Regions from separate parts of the Homo sapiens genome. Here region 2 is linked to region 1. A link is a contact called in ENCODE Hi-C or POLR2A ChIA-PET data. All regions are on one chromosome and are shown on one strand. Each heading gives the region's core, a stretch centred on a gene start or an enhancer-like site at or near the end of the contact. The rest is flanking DNA. Distances are from core to core; before and after follow the strand shown.

Region 1 (2,700 bases), core at 141-2,640:
AAGTTGATTCTCTGAAGTTTTTTGTGTGTCTTTAACTTGTTTTTTTCCACTGATTAATCTTTCATAGTATGTAGTTATAATGGTAACCATCACGTACATCTGACCTACAATAAAGAAGAAAATGGACAGAAAAAAGATTATTAACTTTTCTTCCTTTTTTGTTCTTCTGTAGGTCTCATTCCTGTCAGTTAGACTTGAGGTCATGCTATTTCCTGTTGGGGTCACGAGGATGAATTAGTGATTAGACACTTAGGTGCTGGACTCAAAGGGACCTGGCTCCATCACATGCAAACTTTTTGTAAAAGAAGGTACATTGTTTTATAATGTGCGTTTTTGGTTGAATATTAAACTAAAACTTGAGAGCAATCTAGCTCAGGTAGACACTGGTGTCCTGAAATCATTTGCAATACATTTAAACTAAGATATACTAGATAAAGATATTAAAACAAAAGAAAAGGTTTAGATTTTATTCCATATTTCATTTATATTTTTACCAAACACCTATTGAATATCTAATATGTTCTAGGGAATGGACTTGGATCTAGAAACTTAAGAGTGAATGTGCAAATGCCTAGAATCTGTTCTGGTAAGAAATTCACTTCAGTAAAAAACAATACTAATATTATCAATAATAATCCATAATGTGATTTTTTAAAGCCAACTCATTTAATCTATTATATCTATATAATAGATTAGATTATAATCTAGACTGTATAATCTATAGTCTAGATTATAGACATTTAATAAAAACAAATTGAATTTTGTAAAAAAAGTACTTAATATACCTAGTAAAGTTTTATATGCCAAGTTTGTATTTTAATAATATTTTTATTTTAATAAATATCAGGAAGAAATAAACATAAAACATAGGAAGTGCATGTTCAGGTTATCTATTGTCATATTACAAACCACCTGAAAACTCAGTCGTATAAAACAACAATTATTTTTAAATTTTTGAACAGCTTTATATATAATTGACATATAATAAACTGCACATTTTAAAGTGCACACTTTGATAAGCATACATAGGTACACACCTGTGAAACCATCGCCAAAATCAAGATCATGACCGTATCCACAAATTTCATGATTCTGTAGGTCAAGGATTAGAGCAGCCATAAGCAGAGAGTTTGTCCCTGATACACGATGTTTTTGGCCACAGCTGTAGTTGTTTGGATAGCTGGGGGCTCCTGGGATGGCTAGAGTGGGATCATATGCCTGGAGTCTTCATTCTTCTCCATTGGATGTTTGCTGGGATGAGAAGGTCCAAGATAGTCCTTTGATAATGTGTCGTGGTGCCTGGGCTGGGATGGCTGAAACACAGGAGACCTAGCAGAAATTCTCTATACTCACCGCCATCTCCGGATAGTCAGACTTCTCACTCGGCAGCTGGCTTCCCCCAGGTCCGAAGTTCAAGAGACTTTCAAAAGACAGGAAGTGAAAGCTGCCAGTCTCTTTCAGCCTGAGCCCGAGACACTGGCACAGTTTTACTTCCACTATGCTTTATTGGTCAAAGCAGTCTCTGAGCCCACCCAGATTCTGGGAAAGAAGGACATTGACACCACCTCTTGATGAGATAATGTCAAAGAATTTTGACCATCTTTAAAGCACCACAACGCATGTTGGATATTCTATATTCCTGAGTGAAAGAAGACTTCAATTTGGTCACATGAACAAACTATTTCTGTGTTTTACAAGGGCAATAGTAGGGAAAGGAGGTGGTAGTAATATCAGAATTTCCATCAACTCTTCTGTCTTCGTTGCTGTTTATCAAGTAATGTTCTTCAAACAAACTGGAGTTGCTATGCCTTGATATGGTATAAATGAGTGTGTTTTGGATACAAATACACATGGTAAAGGTAATATGGTAAATACCATTGTTTATTTATATTATTTATATTATATTTATATTGTTTATTTATATTAATGGTATACTTTAGCCAAGTAAGTTTTTATCAAGATTCCAAAATATTATTGAGACATAATCAATTCAGTAAAAAACTATTTGAGATGGACACATCGGATTCTAGTGATGTTACTCCCCCAGGGTCTTACCCTATTGGGAATCTATTGTATAACTCACATATAACTGTACCTTTGGCCAGGCGTGTTGGCTCACGCCTGTAATCCCAGCACTTTGAGAGGCTGAGGTGGGTGGATCAATGGGTCAGGAGATCAAGACCATCCTGGCCAACATGGTGAAATCCCATCTTTACAAAAATTAGCTGGGTGTGGTGGCACACGCCTGTAATCCCAGCTACTCGGAAGGCTGAAGCAGGAGAATCGCTTGAACCCAGGAGGTGGAGATTACAGTGAGCCAAGATCGTGCCATTGCACTCCAGCCTGGTGACAGAACAAGACTTTGTCTAAAAAACAAACAAACAACTGTACCTTTATAAAAATTCCATCTTTTAAAAGTCTATAAATGGATCTGTTACATTTTAACAAACTACTAGAGGTAATTTCAAATAGATCACTTCAAATTTTCTGAATAAATATAATCTGTTGTGAGGATAGCATCTTGAAGAAATGTTATCAAGCCGTGGTAAAAATATATCTTTCCTTATATGTTCAACCACCATGTGAAATGTGTGAATCTAGCATAAAATGCAGTAAAAAAAAATTTTTTTTAAGTCAGTGAAATAAACTAAGTAAATTTTTCAAGAGAATGTTTTTATTGTGATCTTTTGAGTAGCACAA
Region 2 (2,700 bases), core at 106-2,605, 1.5 Mb before region 1:
GAGGTGACATGCATCCTCAGTTTACGAAGATGATGGGATTAAGAGATTAAAGTAAAGACAGGCATAGGAAATTAGAGAATTGATTGGGGAAGTGAAAAATGTCCATGAAATCTTCACAATTTATGTTCAGAGATTGCAGTAAAGACAGGTGTAAGAAATTATAAAAGTATTAATTTGGGGAACTAATAAATGTCCATGAAATCTTCACAACTTATGTTCTTCTGCCATGGCTTCAGCCCGTCCCTCTGTTCAGGGTCCCTGACTTCCCACAACATTTGGACAAATCCACCATGTGGGCTGATCAAAATTTTCTCTTTGTGTCAAATAATAATGACAACAACAAAAACCCCACAAAACCCCAGTGCTTTCAACTCTTATTTCCTTAATTAGAAACAGTCAAAGACACTGATTTCAAGTTGCAAGGAGCACAGCCAGATTTATTTACATACTTGATTTCATGTTTATTTTTCTTGTAACCTGAGGCTGAATGGTAGAAGTAAACATTCTCAGATCAAAATGGATCAAGTTGGGTCTACATTTTGAACATCAGATATTTGAATACATTCCATATCTGTATCAAGAGATCGTTTATTTTTGCCATCTCCTCATTGCTTAGAAATAGGACTTACGACAAAAGACTCAAGCATCTTTACATTTGTAGGACCACAGTACCATGAGAGGAGATTCAACTCTTGGCTTCACTATTCTCATTTTGGTTTATTTCATTTACAGTTTATTCACCCACTACACCATGCATCTTTTACTCCCCCTCTGGGAAGAAGTAGAAAACTGCATCAGTTTCTAGGACATTCCATATCAAAGAGACACAATGAAAACTGGCAGCAAGTGGCACTGCCATTGAGTGACTTCTCCCTCAACCATCTCTGCTGTGTGGTGCAATTTAAGGTGGATGAATGGCATACTCTGGGCTCCAGGCCAGCTAACTGGCCCTGGGGGAAATCATTCACACCCACGCTGATGCACACACCCTTTAAACTCTCTTTCCTGCCCTGCAGCCCCCCAGATGAAATCCTTATACTCCAGGAAGCAGCAGGTCCTTTCATTGCTGTCTCTGGGCTACAGGAATCAAAGAGCAAAATGAATGTTTTCCTCTGAGAACTGGCACTGAATAGAAGGAAGGAAATGCCTACTCCAATTCAAGCATGTTTTAATCTCTGGAGAAGTGGGTACTGGGGAGGGGCAATATTGGCTGAGGAATCAGTGGGAAAGTCATAAATTTTGTCTCTTATCCCAGCAACTAAAATTCTTCCTTTAGAGTGCCACCCACTCTTTTTTTTTTCTCCTAAAAGGATTTGGATAATGAACAATCACTTTCTAAATTCTCAAGTTCAAAAATCTCTCAGTGGAGGAAGAAAAGGGAGTTTTTGAGTAAATCTCCAAAGGCTAGATGAATCATTGAAAAACATGCTCAGAAATTTCAAGATTCACACACACCTCATGAATATACCATCTGAATCTAATCTGAAGAATCTGGCACTAAAACAAATCAACAGTTCCTTACCTCTTCCTCTCTTTGACACTTTTAATATCTAACAAGGCCAACTCATTTAATTTTTTTAAAAACAATTATCTCTCATTCAAAGATACAGATGAATAGTAAAACACCAGTGTGATCGACTTCTCAAAAGTCTGACCCACAGTCAGACAAAAACAGATTGGTGGTGGTGTGGGGGGAGGGGATTCTACATGTCAAGTGACATGGACTCATCACAATGTCAGTGTCCCGGAAACCTTAAAAAAAAAAAAAGTGGTGCTTGTGCTGGCTGTTCTAAAGTAAATGAGATTTAAGGGACATGACAAGCAAATAGAATGTAGAAACTTGGAGCTTAATTCTTAATTGTGATAGTGTGATTATAAAGGAGAATGCCTTTTTTCTTAGGTGCTACATGCTGAAGTATTTAAAGACAAAATGTCTTGACATGTCCAGCTTATTTTTAAAAGTTATCATCAATGAGAGACAGAGAATGACAGAAAGAAAAGGAGGCAAATGTTAAACAAACAAACAAATTCTGGGCTAAATATTGATTTGGAGCTCGCACTGGAAAATTCCCTGTTGCTTGTTCAAGTCCAGGCAAGTCTATGAGTTCGCCAATTGGCTTCAGGGTATAAATTGGACTATTTTGACACGTTCTAAAGATCTATCGTTAGCCTGGCTTCCATTCAAGTTTTAGCTAACAGGAAGCACTTGATTCTCTGAAGAGGTGTGTCAGAGCAGAATTACTTACAGATGTTCCTTACAGACATATTCCAAATTTGTTTCTCTCAATTAATTTTTCAATCAATTTCTACACCCACTTCATTAGATTTTACATTTAATTTGCAAGTAAAATGGCATTTGCATTTTCTTGAGTAACTGTGTCCCTTCTATTCCCTCCCATCCCCATTTCTAGAATCTCAATTATGTTATGATACGTCCCACAATAATTGCATTATAAAATGTCATGAACCATGATTATAGGGAGGCTATTCAGAAAAAATTCCCTCACTGTCTATTCACACTAAAGCCTTGATTCATAAATTTGAAAAAAAAGTTCCATGGTTATATGAGCCAGTGGAGAATCTTTGTGTTTTAATAGGTCAGATTGCCCAGGGTATTGGACCTGCTCATATATGGGAGTTTTTGAACATGATTTTAAAGTAAGTCTTTGGAGCCTCTTTTAACAATATCAAAAGTAGTTT

Evidence for each region. Hi-C counts contacts between places; a loop is a spot of excess contacts on that map. ChIA-PET counts read pairs that join two places held with the same protein, here RNA polymerase II (POLR2A). Pooled maps may share reads with other maps.
Region 2: a map of chondrocyte shows a loop between it and region 1 (3-fold over the local background). The contact joins the enhancer-like site here to the promoter of MROCKI in region 1. A Hi-C loop is called at or near these places in 2 of 168 maps with a recorded cell type or tissue (MCF 10A and chondrocyte), 1 of 37 single-sample maps with no recorded cell type and 6 of 50 pooled maps. POLR2A ChIA-PET finds 5 or more read pairs at or near these places in 1 of 52 experiments (MCF 10A).

The regions. Positions count from the first base shown.
Region 1 is chr6:113,871,957-113,874,656 of GRCh38, forward strand. MROCKI (MARCKS cis regulating lncRNA promoter of cytokines and inflammation) reads right to left here and starts at 1,391. Exons shown (of 3, transcript NR_038863.2): 1 at 1,038-1,391. LOC124901382 (a long non-coding RNA gene) reads left to right here and starts at 1,449. Exons shown (of 3, transcript XR_007059716.1): 1 at 1,449-1,867.
Region 2 is chr6:112,329,361-112,332,060 of GRCh38, forward strand. No RefSeq gene overlaps it. Among named protein-coding and RNA genes, the nearest start is that of RFPL4B, 17 kb to the right of the region's middle. Within about 2 kb of position 1,356, at least 2 of the 41 ENCODE cell types and tissues checked have a DNase peak (open chromatin) inside an H3K27ac peak, as active enhancers do.